3 separate regions of the Homo sapiens genome follow, and regions 1 and 3 are each linked to region 2. Evidence: chromatin contacts called from ENCODE Hi-C or POLR2A ChIA-PET data. All regions are on one chromosome and are shown on one strand. The core of a region is the stretch at or near the end of the contact, and the rest is flanking DNA. Distances in the headings are between cores, read along the strand shown.

The links. A loop is a pair of places that touch in the nucleus more often than their neighbours do. ChIA-PET counts read pairs that join two places held with the same protein, here RNA polymerase II (POLR2A). Pooled maps may share reads with other maps.
Region 1: a map of endothelial cell of umbilical vein shows a loop between it and region 2 (9-fold over the local background). The contact joins two enhancer-like sites. A Hi-C loop is called at or near these places in 9 of 168 maps with a recorded cell type or tissue (CD14-positive monocyte, Calu3, HCT116 and 6 more) and 4 of 50 pooled maps. POLR2A ChIA-PET finds 5 or more read pairs at or near these places in 3 of 52 experiments (A673, activated CD4-positive, alpha-beta T cell and activated T-cell).
Region 3: a loop to region 2 is called in a map of PC-3, with 8 times the contacts of the local background. The contact joins two enhancer-like sites. A Hi-C loop is called at or near these places in 4 of 168 maps with a recorded cell type or tissue (HCT116, IMR-90, PC-3 and 1 more) and 3 of 50 pooled maps. POLR2A ChIA-PET finds 5 or more read pairs at or near these places in 1 of 52 experiments (Panc1).

Annotation. Positions count from the first base shown.
Region 1 is chr1:84,431,731-84,436,112 of GRCh38, forward strand. No RefSeq gene overlaps it. Among named protein-coding and RNA genes, the nearest start is that of DNASE2B, 35 kb to the left of the region's middle. Within about 2 kb of position 1,706, at least 12 of the 41 ENCODE cell types and tissues checked have a DNase peak (open chromatin) inside an H3K27ac peak, as active enhancers do; they include HCT116, PC-3 and endothelial cell of umbilical vein, where a contact is called at or near this core.
Region 2 is chr1:84,363,689-84,368,527 of GRCh38, forward strand. It overlaps the pseudogene UOX. Among named protein-coding and RNA genes, the nearest start is that of DNASE2B, 32 kb to the right of the region's middle. RefSeq lists an enhancer at 1,471-2,670. Within about 2 kb of position 2,108, at least 6 of the 41 ENCODE cell types and tissues checked have a DNase peak (open chromatin) inside an H3K27ac peak, as active enhancers do; they include HCT116, PC-3 and endothelial cell of umbilical vein, where a contact is called at or near this core.
Region 3 is chr1:84,246,186-84,250,851 of GRCh38, forward strand. No RefSeq gene overlaps it. Among named protein-coding and RNA genes, the nearest start is that of SAMD13, 53 kb to the right of the region's middle. Within about 2 kb of position 1,371, at least 6 of the 41 ENCODE cell types and tissues checked have a DNase peak (open chromatin) inside an H3K27ac peak, as active enhancers do; they include HCT116 and PC-3, where a contact is called at or near this core.

The DNA.
Region 1 (4,382 bases), core at 456-2,955, 68 kb after region 2:
AAATGTGGTCCATATTCAATATTCATTTAATTCTTACAATACCTCTTATGTAGGAGTTCCGATAATGATCAGAAGGCTAGAGATAGCTACTATTTACTAAGTACTTATTATGTGCCAAGCACCATGCTAAGTATATATAAAAACTCATTTACATATATTTACATATATTAATTCATTTAAACCCTACAGTAAGCTGGAAGATAGGTATTTCTGTCTTCATTTTCACGAGGAAATCAAGGCTGGGAAAGGTTAAATGACTTGTCTAAGTGCTCAAAGCTGATTAATGGAAGAGCTGGGATTCAAACACAGTATGTCTAGTTCCCAGTCTAGATATTTTTCACTGTACTTCAGCTTTTTGTCAGGTATGATACCACAGTTGTCCTGTAGGATTTAATTAAAATACCTGGAATTCCCCAACTTATACCTTTCCTAAGTACTCCAAAAATATAAAATATAATTATGAAGGAGCTATCCCAAGATGATACTGAAAACACTTACAAGTGGGCAGATGGACTTGGTTGCCTCTTAACGGTAGAAATAGTTTTGCCTTATTTACCTGACATTACATTGCGTGGTCTCAGATTTGGATAGCAATAATAATTTTTAAGATGGATGATTATTTAGGATTAGGGATATGTCTGTAGCCATAGTATCGAGTAACCCTGAACCTCACAGGAATTAAACTTATTACTTGGAATTCATTAGCACCTCACTCTTAACCTCTGAGTTAACTAGCCACAGATCAAATAGATCAAATTGCACTTTATAATGGAATAATATATTATTAAAAATGAAAGCCATTCCATTTGTTTATTAAAAATTCATTACTTAAAAAAAAGGCCTAATGTCACATGTTAAATTATTTGTTGTCATTTGGAAAAAGAGAAAGATTTACTTAAAAAGAACGAGTCAGCCATTTTAGATCCTGAGTGAATAAAATGCATGTTTCTTTGGTGCCAACTAGATTTCCCCTTATTCATCTATTTCTCTTAAAATGCTTGTAGAAATATTTTGATGCAATGCTTCCATTCAGGGTACAAAGGAGATGAAAGAAAAATACTCTGGCAGAGTATTTAATCAGGTATATTATTAGATAAGGATAGCTTTAGTTAAAGCAGCATCTACAGATTAGAATTCCTTCTTTTTAAAATGTTCATGGAAAATAAGTGATATAAACTTCTCTTCACCAAATAAGAATTTTAGGAAATAAAAGATTATCAAAAGAGTCCTGGATTCTTTATTATTTCTGCCTGTAAGCTATTATTATTCTGTAAGTGGGGAAATTACTATAAACTGTCATACTTTCAGAAAGAATTGTCTTCACCTAAACACCTCCTTTATGTGTATAATTATAATATCTCTTATATATGTGTGTATATATATCTTACATATATATAAATATGTGGATTTAGCTACATACACACATATATACATATGTACACATAGGGTATATATGTACTATATATGCCTCTATAGCTTATATATGTCTGAATGTATATGAGCTAAGCTAGGTCTTTTGTGTAAATTATTATATAGACATTTCTTGATATTTCAAGATGCTTCCAAATCCATTTTATAATTTCCTCATCATAAAAGTGTGAGATGTTTATAAGAGAAGAAATCATGGTACAAAGAGTTAAGTTAAACGTTCTGTCCGAGATCACAGAGCAGAAGCCAGATGAGAGCCCGGTTGCCCGATGCTCCCTGTTGACGATGCTGCCACCCTCGCTTGATAGGCTTTGCTCCAGCTGAGTCTGAGAAGGACACCATGTCCCCATTTCAATTTCCTTGAATCAATTCACTCAAACAAAAGGTCACTTTAGACAGAAATCCAGTTTGACTGATTTCTCTCACTGTATTGACTAGTTTAAATAAAATGAGCAAATCAGTGTCTTTATTTCTGTGTCACACAGACATAGCCCATATACTAACCAGGTGCTGTAACACCAGCCTCCACGACACATTTAAAACCCTGTCTTCTGAATTAAATACCTTTCTCTCAAATTAGAAAGTGACTAAAAGGCAGGACAGAAAAAAAAAAAAAAAGATAGCTGATGACCCCTTCCTAAGCAAACATTTTTCAAATACAAAGGCTAAAAAAAAAAAGCTGTGTTTAAAAATTGCAACCACCAGGGAGCAAATGTATCGATCGTGTCATTATTTTTTTCCTCCTCGTTGCTAGGATGTGGTCTATATTAAAAGACAGTTGTTGCCTTGGTGAAAATCTTCCCGGAGCAAAGTGATAGTGCTCCCCCTGCTGACCAAGAAGTCCAGGATATTGTTTTCTTGTTTTGCTTTGTTTTGCTTTTTTTCAGTTTAAAACAAAATGAAAAGGGCAATTAGACATCTTTAGCAAATAACTTTGGGCTTTACCTGCAAAACTGTATTGCATTGCAAGAATATCAGAAACTTACTGAAATGATGCCTGAAATGTTCTTTCCTGCTACATATGAGACAAAAAGCAAATTCTGACCATGTGCCACTGCTTGAGGTTGTCTTTGTTTCTTCTCTCTCTCCTGCTCTTTTTTTTTTTTTTTTTTAAGAGTCTTGCTCTGTCGCCCAGGCTGGAGTACAGTAGCATGGTAGCATGATCTCGGCTTACTGCAACCTCAGTCTCCCGGGTTCAAGCAATTCTCCTGCCTCAGCCTCCCAAGTAGCTGGAACTACAGGTGTGCACCACCAGGCCCAGCTAATTTTTGTATTTTTAGTAGAGGCAGGGTTTCACCACGTTGGCCAGGCTTGTCTTGAACTCCTCACCTCAAGTCATCCACCCACCTTAGCCTCCCAAAGTGCTGAGATTACAGGCATGAGCCACCGCGCCCAGCCTGTTTTTTCTAACTCAGGGTGGGCCTGGTGACTCAGATCCTTCTCACCTTACTAATTATTTTGGGATGCCACTGAATTTTTGTAAAGGCCCAGGACAGGAAATTGCTTATAATATTAACTAGTGACTTTTACTAAGCACTAGTTACTTGTAATGAAGGAAAAGGAGAAAGAGAGAGAATTCCACAGAGGTCTTAAGTGTCTTGCACCTCAGGTTTTATTGAATGCATCTAACATTAAAGCTGAGAAGTGGTAGGAGTGGCCTGGTCAGCTTGTGGTGGGGCAGGTGAGCCCCACCGAATGTGAGGTGCCTGCAATTTATCCAGTTAGCTATTAGCAGAGGGAGTAGAGTTCAGGAGAAAGACTGGGGCATGGAGTTACCAATTTTTAAGTCATCAACCTATATGTTACAGTTGAAATCATGAGTATGCATGAGATCATCCTAAGAAAGAATGTAGAAAATGAAAAGACGATTGAGCATAGAAACTTGGGGAACATCACCAGCACTTGAAGAATAGGCAGAAGAGGAACCATTAATGGAAAAGTGAAACAGAAAGCTTAGAGATTTTGGAGAAAAACTAAGAGAAATTATTATTGGATTGAAGTCAAAGGAGAAGAAAATTTCAAGAAAGAAGTCAACAGTGTTAAAAACCAAAGACATGCCAAGAAGGATGAGAACTTCAAGAAACCACTGGCTTTGTTAAGAGGACCCTGGTCACCCCAAGAGAGTTTCAGTATGGTAGTGTGAAAATTGGGTGAAAGCCCAATTTTAGTGGCTCTTTAAATGATAAATGAGAAAGTGAAAGTAATGAGGACAAACGACACAATGAAGACATTTGGCAATAATCAAGAGAAGCAAGGTAGCACCCCGATGAGAGACTGACTGACTTGAACATGTTTGAAGGTTAATGAGGAAGAGCCAATGAAGAGGGAGAGACAAACAAGAGAAGAAATTATTGGTTCTACCAGATTCAAGAGAAGCTGGGAGGGAGGAAAGGAACAAGAGCACTAATTGAGTTTGGAAAAGAGTAAGAATACATTTTCTTCTTGGACAACTAGGAAGTAGGAAAGGAGGTACACGTGACTTTTGAATGGTGGAGGATGATTTTAGGAAGATAGCATGGAGATGAGGGCAAAGAGAGACAAAGATTGCATGCTACAGCAGTTGTTATTGAAGGAAAGGAAGATCAAACCAACTAAAAATGTGTAAAAGCTTCTCGAGGCAGTATAAAGGGAACAGTAAAACAAGAAATATAAAACTAAAAGAGATGAACATTGGTGTGGTTGAGCACTTTTCTCCAGCAGCAACAGGTAAACCAAAGGTGAGAGAAAAAAAAAACTAGTAATTGGGTAGATTCAGAGTTATAGATTGCCATGGCCAATGGAGCAGACAAAAGAGCAGTATCCTGGTGAGATGGCAGCAGTGAATGTTTGGCTGTGGCATACAGGAGGAACATGAAAGGAAATAAAGTCATCATGGAGAGAAAGGATGGGCTGAAGGGGGAAGGGTGAGGTTGACAGTTTTTGACACTAAGATGGGATCCAGAGAACAGAGAGGC
Region 2 (4,839 bases), core at 858-3,357:
TTTTGTTTTGTTTTGTCTTGTTTTGTTTTTGAAAAGTCATGTTAGACTCTTTCCTCTTGGAACAGAATTGACAAATTAGCACAGGAATAAAATGTACCAGTCATTTGACCATGTAAGTTACATAATGTAGAAGCACATTTTGTGACGTGAGTATTCAATGTAGCACAACACTTTCCTCATCAAATTATTTCATTGTTCTTATCCCACGTTATTTTCCAAGCAGGCGCTTGCTTGTGAATGGCCTCCAACATCTTGTAGGGTTTGCTGCTCTGAACACCTCCCATCTCTTGCCTGACCCGGAGGCCAATGACAGCTTTTCTATGTGGGCCTAATAACAAACGAAAAGAAGACAGGACATTTATTACATTCAACACACACGTATATTGAAATTTCTGTGTCAGGCCAAATACTACCATAGCACTTTACAAGCATTAACCCATTTAATCCTCAAAAGACCTATAAGGTAGGTTCTCTTTTCACCTCCATTTTACAGATGAAGAAACTTGTCTTATATTTACTGAGAGGTGGAGCCAGGATTTAAATGAGTGTGCAATTAACCACTATACCATGCAACCTTAAGTAGCAGTATCATAAAGGTGAATGAAGCCGTATTAACAAATAATACTAAGGGCTCATATGAAAGCAATTCTTAAAAATGGAGATTTGATTTTATTTTTTAAATGAAGATTTTTTAAAATGGAAAAGGTTACCCAGAATGTTAACGTGGACAAGTTTTCATCATGGGTTTCTAAAGCTGTAATTTGTGAAGCTTTATTACATGTATACAATGGTAGTGTTAGTCAATTGATATAATCAGCCCTCAAATCTGTAAACATCTTTAAATCATCAACTATATTTGTTTCTCTGGCTATAAAAGGAATAATTGTTCATATTTGGAAGATTCAGAAAAGTACATGGTGAAAAATGAAAATCACTCATAATCTCATCATCCAGAAATTGTCATTGCTGATATTTTCACATCTATACTCTCTAGTCTTCTTTCTAAATGTACATCCACCCATCTGTATATTGGCTTAACATTTATTAAATGTGACGTTTTGTGCACATAAGGGATGCATTATTCAAAGAAAATTTCTACTCTTTTTCAGTACCCTCATATGTACTAAATATTCTCTAAGGATTGAAAAAGTTTAAAATCAAACATTAAGATCACAGAAGTACTATCAGAGTGGAAATAAATAATCAATGATACATATGCTAGAGCATTCTTAAAATCAAATATTCAGTCAAATGAAGTAACAATGGTGATATTTTTCAATATAATTTTATTTCATTTTCTGCATTACTTAGAAGCATCAGTAGGATGAAAACAATATTTGTTTCTTAAACCTGTGCACAAATTAATTGATGTGACACACTCATTAATTCATGATTATTTTCTTAATGAATTGATTCTAAAGCTTCTCCAAGATAGGAAGGCATAAGATAACCAAAAAGAAATATTGATTTATAACTGTTCTAATACTGCTCAGCATTTTTAAAGTAAATTATAGCCATAAAGCCTGTTATAATTACTAATAAGGTAATCCACAGAATGCCTTGCTGAGCTAGGTGTAGAAGAAATAAACTGTTTCATATTGGAGGAAAGTGAACACTATAAATCAATATACTAGTGTGAAATTTTGCATGGCTACATGCTATCATCTCCAGCATCACAAATGACTTAAGGAATTCCTCAGCTGAGAGTGGACTCCTATTGGTGGCCACAATGTCACAGTCTTGAAGACAACTTCCTCTTGACTGTACCAGTAATTTTTCCATATGGATTGTCTAATGGCAGCAAGACCTGTAGAAAAACCACATGGTAATTTAAAGGACATTAAAATAGCCCTCTCCTCCTTTCTATGACTCAATATTAAAAACAAAAACAACAACTTACTAAACAGGAAAATGTGTATGTCCTCCACTAAAGTTACTTCAAGCATGGTAATGCCTTATTATTCTGGCAATAGTTGAGAGATGAGTCAATTTCCTAGAAAATTTAAAAGCTTTTGAAAAATGTTAATCATTGAGATATAAATGTTTCTAAGATGCATTCCATATCCCTGCTTTGTAAATGCAGTGTATTGAACACAATTGACCTTTCCTTGGTGACTCACCTCATCCATGAGTCATTGTCCAATGCTGTAAGATCACCATGGCCTCAGAAGTGTCTGAGGTCTGCAGGGCTGTTCACTCAATTCTAAATGGCTCCAGATAGCGGTGCTTTTAGAGTTCTTCCACCCTCCCACCCTGTCATTTGTCACTTCTCTGCTAGTGTTAATGTGTCCAACTTCCTGTTTCTCATGTGTTATGTTCACTTTGTACACATCTGCTGGGTGAGAGTCCAAGAGTGGCTCCAGACATCCTCAAAGTACAGACGCAAGGACAGCTTGTTCAGCCACTCAGGTGCCTTTATGTAGAGCCCTGACCCAAAGGAACTTAGGCCTTCCTGACTCCAAGTCCCCAGCTGGGCTCCATGAGGGAGCTGCAAGTCTGACTTCCTAGAGGGAAGAACCCTGTGGGCGCAGCCCCCCAGCATGCTGGGATTAGTGCAGACCTGAGGTGTCGGGGGCCCTCAGGAGCCCTCCTCTCTCTGCCTGGGGTCCTGAGCTAAGCACTGCTTGAGCCATGACACCTGATCCTTTTTTCTATGTAGGGTCCATTTGTTTTGCCTCTGGTGGACTTGGCCAGGATTACTTTCAGGTCGCTCTCCTGCCCGTTAGAAGGCTTTAAAAAGGCTTCAGATTCTAATTAATGGCATTCTGGTAGCCATGTCCTTTCCTTCCTCTAAAGTAAATACTGCTGCCTCTCCTTGTGGCTGGATGTACAGCATGTGGGACCAAGGTAAGGGCAGCTCTGCTTCCCAGAGAACTGGAACTGAATCCCTGGAGGTTTTCAGAATCTAGATCACCTTTGCCAGGCACCTAAGCATGACCTTTGTTTCCAGATGCGACTCCCGAGCCTCCACCTGCAGCTGATGGTGGTCAAAGCCTGCTAGAGGCCACTCACATTACTTGCAAAACAGAAAGGAGGTACCTGGCCCGAAGGATTGTGAGGCTTCTGGGCCATCAGGTGCAGAATGTGGGACCTTTAACCCCTTCATTATCCCTTATCCGCCAAAGGATATGAGTCTATGGGAGCAGAGCCATGCTAATAGATGGCTCCTTCCCTATCTTACTCCCCAACACATACTAAAAGAAGTTACTCGAAACAATGTTTTCTAGTTAATAGGAATGTGTGGGGAGCTGGAGCAAATTGAGAAATCTTATTTTGAATGTGGTCCAAGAGGGAAGAATGGTTCTGATCTCCCAAGAACTGACCACACCAACCCACCAGTCAGTACTTCAGGCTGTCTAGTCAGACACACTGAGTGGTTTAACATTCTGCCATGGCTTAAAAAAAAAAAACAAAAAAACAAAAAAACAGGAGAAGTGTTTCTCCAAGACAAAGGGTTGTTTTCAAAAAATTAATTTCCACATCTTACCTCTGTAATTGCAATTAGAAACATAAATACTCTTCCATGTTTTCCTGTGTGTATTTTATGCCACTGAATTGACTAGTTAATCAAAAGGTAGGAATGATGGAAGAAAGTGAAAATAGAATCTTTTTTTCTCCTCATTGCCTCATGATGGAAGAATAATGAAGCTGTGTCCTTGCATGGCACTTTCAGAGAAGCAGATCTCAAAGCTGTTTCCTTGGGCACACTCTGTTCCTTCTCTGTCTTTCTCTCTTGGACTTCCAACCTTCTATAATCACTCATCCACTTCGAAGGCACTCCAACCTCAGGCATTGAAAGGCCCAGAATTGAAGAGGGCTGTAATCACTGGCAACTATAAATATTCCCCAAAGCAACAGTTGCTTAAGAGTTTTATTCAGTGACATTATCATCCCAGGCTCATAAAGGGGCAAAAGGGGGTGGGACAGAGATGTGCTTTAAATATATTTAAAGTTCTCTTACCTCTTACCTCTTCCTTGTTGATCAGACCCATTTTGGACATGTCTATGTTGAAGTAGTGAATGTTTGGCAGGCTGATTTCCATATCTTCTATCTGGAAACCACAGTGGTATGCATCACATTAGGAGCTGCGAGCCTCCATCTCCGTCACTCCAGCTACCCTCACCTCCCCTAACCTCGCACCCATTACTCAGGTTCTCTCTCTGACTTGGAGACACCCTCTGATGTTCCTCCACTGCCCGACACTGTTCTCTCCTGCTAGTTCTGTGATTAGATGGTGGGTCTGCTCTTCTCCCCTCAGTGTACAAAATCTGTTTCTCTGAAAAGAAAGGGCTCCTCGGGTCAGAAACCTGGGAGACCTCTTCAACATCCAACTGGCCTCCAGGTACTGGTCAGTCAACCTTCTAAATTCCTCCTCATTCCACTCCTTCCTTTCCAGGCCTGTATCTAACATTTATAGGCCCTGCAGTAAGAGTATAATTGGAGACCCACATACCAAAGGTATAAAAACTTTAAAGTTCTATTAATCAAGCCAAAATTTTTTTAAGTGAAATATGTTCTACTCTTCTAACTTGACAAATATACCCTTCATAACAACCTGGAAGGCCAAGCATTAATTTAAAATTCTCTAACTGTGATTGCAATTAGAAACATAAATACTCTTTCATGTTTTCCTGTGTGTATTTTATGCCACTGAATTGACTAGTTAATCAAAAGGTAGGAATGATGGAAGAAAGTGAAAATAGAATCTTTTTTTCTCCTCATTGCCTGGCATGGAGTACCATGCCAGGGCATGGCAGCATGGGAAGAGCCAGCCCCTCGCCCCTGGCCCATCCCACCTTCTCTCTTGGACTCACAGGGGTAGACACTCCAGCTTGCAT
Region 3 (4,666 bases), core at 121-2,620, 120 kb before region 2:
TTTCCTAATAATAGTGTGTCCAGTACTGATTTTTGCTAAGGAGTTAGACTTTGAATCGTGCTTTTGTACTTCTGGAATTGATAGTGATCAAACACACTCTCCCTAGCAAGTGGCGGACCACACAATGAAAAGTCGTTTTTGCAAAAACAGAACAGCAGCTGACTCTCATAACCAGGAAGGCTGAGGAGGGACTTCTGTCCAATAAGATCTAAAAGATCAGAAGATATAATCAGAACTCTGCCTTTCTCTCTCCACCTCTGGGCCATGCTTTCCTCAGAATTGACTTCATCCTCAATAAGCACTCTCCATGGGGCAGAAAATGAAACCACCAGCTACTCCAGACTCACACTTTCAAAAGAGTTTTGGTCCCAGTTAAAGGAGAAGGAAGTCTCCTGCACTATATCAAGCCCGAAAAGGGACTCTGATTGTCCAGCCTGGGTCAGAGCCTGCTTCTGTGGCTGGACAAAGAGAAATACATGATTGAAAGCCTCATCAGAATTATGTGCATTGGGAGAGGGGTAGTCCTCCAAAGAAAGATGTGCTGGTCAGACAAGAAAATAGCCGATGTTCACTAAAATCTCTTCTTCACCTTTAAAAATAAAACCCAACAATTTTGTATAGAAAATAATTATTTTAAAATAAAATAATTATTTCCTGTTGTTTTGGGAAAACTTTATGGGTTGATGAGGGTGATAGATGTAACATTTCACTGATACCATACCACTTGTTAAGAAATTATCCTAATAAACAACATGATGGATGAGAAGCAAATAATTGCCCAATCCTACAAGATCTTGCTCTCAAATATTTATGACTTTTTCCTCCTCCTCCCACTTTTATTTTTCTACCACTTGTGAGAAATCATGAAACTCAAAGATTTGTTTCTCCTAATACATAGATTCAAAATTAATATTCTCAATAGAATCAGCTTCACAATTTAGGATTTAAAAATTATTATGAGTTAAAAGTATCAATTTCATTATATTCATCACCACTTTTATCTTTTAATAAAAATTTTGAAGACTTTTTAACAATAAGACATTTAACAATAACGTAATTAATGTGAAATATTATTCAAAACAAACTATACTTTGTTAAGTGAATGTTATTTTAGGGAAAATGACTAAACACTTGTGGGACATTATGGCAGTTCTAAACTTGTTTGCAGATTCTTTGACATTCCTCCTATTGAGAAGAGGGGACATTTCTCCTATTTTCCCTCCCTTTGAACGTGTGCTTACCTTGTTGACTTACTTCTAACCCATATAGTGCAGGAGAAGCAATAGTGTGACTTATAAAAGCTGGGTCATAAAAGAATAATACAGCTTCAACCTTGTTTACTGAGATACTCTAATTCGGAGATCTGAGTCACCATACAAGAAGTTCAACTATCGTGCTTACGTCAGCAGCACATATACTAAAACTGAAAGAAGTTCAACTATCGTGAAGCACAATGCTGTGAGAAAGCCCAGGCCAAACGTAGAAGCCGTACATAGTATTCACAGCAGTAGTATCTTCATGTGAAATCTGAACCAATGGCCAGCATATGTAAAGATTCCTCCAGATGATACCAGCCCCATCCGTTGAGTCACCCCCAGTGGTCAGTGATCCCAGCTGAGGCCTCAGGCATCCTGGGGCAGAGATAAGCCATTTCTTTTGTTACCTGTTTAAATTTGCGATCCATGAAATTTCTAAACATCAAAAACTGATTGTTTTAAGAGGCTAAAGTTTAGAGTAATTTGCTAGGCAGCAATAGATAAGTGGAACAGATATGCCGAACTGTTAAGCATGTAATGGGTAAAATGACAGTAAAATTCTGTTGTGTACACATCAGCTGGGCAAAAACTGAACAGCCTAATGATATAACTATAGCAAAGACGTGGAGCAATCAAAAAAAGCTCTCATACGCTGCATTGGAAATGTAAATTGGTCAACCATTTTAAAAGGAAAACTTGGCAAAATCTAGTATTAATAACATTGCCTAAGCACATGTCCTGTGACCACATGTTTCACTTATAGAAATATAGCCTAGGAAAACTCATTTGTCTACTAGGAGATAGGTATTTAAAATGTTCTTTGCAAAATTATTTGTAGTAGCAAAAAATTGGAAGCAATCTAAGTAGCCATGGAAATGAAAATGAATAAATAAGTAGAGGTAAATTTACATGATTAAATTATATACAGGTGAGAAAATAATGAATTAGACCTACAAACATCAATATGGATAAACTTCAGAAGTATAATGCTGAATGGAAAAAAGATAATTGCAGAAAATTTTCTAAATATACAGTTTATGTAAAGTTTGATTTCTTATGAAATAAGACTATTATTATTACTATAATATTTAAGGATATACATATATGTAGCAGCATAGTGGTTAATTAATTGCAAAGATTATGAAGCCAAACTAACTGGGTTCAAATTGTACATGAACACCAACTGTGTGTCTGTGGAAGAGTTACTTAATCTCTATGGACTCTTCTCACCAGCAAAATGGACCAGCCTAACCAACGTGGTGAAACTCCGTCTCTACTAAAACCACAAAAATTAGCTGGGCCTGGGGGTGGATGCCTGTAATCCCAGCTACTCAGGAGGCTGAGACAGGAGAATCACTTGAACCCGGGAGGCGGAGGTTGCAGTGAGCCGATATCGCACCATTGCACTCCAGCCTGGGCGAAGAGAGTGAACTCCGTCTCAAAAAAAAAAAAAGGGAATAATAATAATAATAATAATTATACCTATCTTATAGAAGATATAAGAAGTTAGCATTTTTAAAGCTCTTGCAAGAGTGCCTGGAACATTAAAGTGCTCCTTTGGCTAATATTGTAAATTGAAAAATTAAAAGAAGTGCATGGAAATGATAAACACCAAATGAAGGGTAATGGTTACCTATAGGGTGGAGAAAAGAAAAGAAATGGAGATGAAACTCAGGAGCTGGGGGCACAGGAATTATCCTGTGTATTATTCTATTTTATTTTATTATTAGTGCTTCCTTTCTTAACCCGGATGACACATATAAGGATGTTAATTGTATTTGTGTACATTTCTGTGTACCTTAAATATTTCATAATAATTATTGAAAACAACAAGGACTATGAGATTTCTGGGAAAATCTTAACCAAATGATCATATTAAATCTAAAAAATGACACTTCTGGACTGAGACAATGTGGAAATGCTTCTATCAATAAATAAAAACATAGAAATGCTGGGCAAAACAGAACAACAGCTCAAATGCTCAGAAATTTTCAAAAAAAAAATAAAGAAAATTTCCAGGTGCTATAAGTGAAAGGGGTACTCAAAGCCATGGTGCAAGCCAAAGCTGATACTCTTGTGGTTCATGGAGATAGTGAAGTGGCTAGAAGCTCTAGGAACTGGCCATTGGAGTTTTATTGCCCACTAGGTCAAAAGATGTTGCCTTAGGCACACACAAAAAGAGTAACGGTGATGGATACTTGTGCATTAAACTTGCAGTCTAAAAACTGAATATCAATGAAAAGGGTACTAGAAGTATCCAACCTTCATCCTTGGCCAATGGCAGAAAAGAAGTTTGTCATTTGGTGGTAAAGGTAGGGAAAAAAAAAAAAAAAGTTCGAGAAATCACATCTCCAAGCCTGGAACTTACAGAAATATGGGATCAAATGTACAGTGTGAGACTTCAAGCAGAGCAATTGATATAGACACTTGTCTGGCTAGTTAAACCCCTTTGTCAGATACAAATGCAAATTCTTATGATGGTCATGCTTTCATAACCCAATATTTCGCCTGAAAAAATAAACCTAAAAACTGATGTTAAAAAACTTGCAAATCACATAAGGAAATCAACTATCATAAGGGAAAGTTGGCAAATATAAAAAAAAAAAAAAGGAAATCAGCACTCCAAAAATTTGAGGAAATAAAACAAAAAACAAAGTAATTTATCTTACTAAATTTTTAAAGGATGGAAGACTGGGAAAAGAACCAAATGGAAATTCTAGAAACAAAACATAACCATTGGGAAGTAAAACAGAAGACTATTGCGTAGCTACCTATACACAAATGAAGACAGATCTTGCAAACTGGAAAGAAATGAATAAACAACTCAAATGCAGCATAGAGAGGTTAAAAGTGTGTAAAATATAATAGTTTAAGAGACTTGTAGGATAAAATACTTTCTAGTCCTGCTGTTATGTTTTCACCTGAATTTCTTGTCCTTGAACTCCTGTTTCAAACCCACTATTTCTTACATTCTACATCTTTCACATATTTATATTGGTTGTTTTCCTCCAATCTCCAAGCAACTGTGTGAAAAGTTACCTCTCTCATTTTTTTTACATTGTTTCACCTTCTATTCACTTGCCTTTCCTTGATTCAGATTCCTAATATGGTTTTATTTGCCATTTACATTTTTTCTACTAATTGTTTATGTTCTTTGTTCTAATTTGTGTTTGGGTTGTCTTTCGCAAGAGCTATTTTATGTATACCAGAGAGTAATCTTTTGTAGTACATATTGCAACATTTTTTCCAGAATATTATTTATTTTTAAATTTTGTTAGTGGAGCATTTTGCTTCATAAATTTTAAATTTATGGTTTAAGACAGATCTAGTGGTGATGAATGCTTTTAGCTTTTGTTTATCTGCAAAAGCCTTTATTTTTCCGTCATTTCTGAAGAACAGGTTTGCCAGGT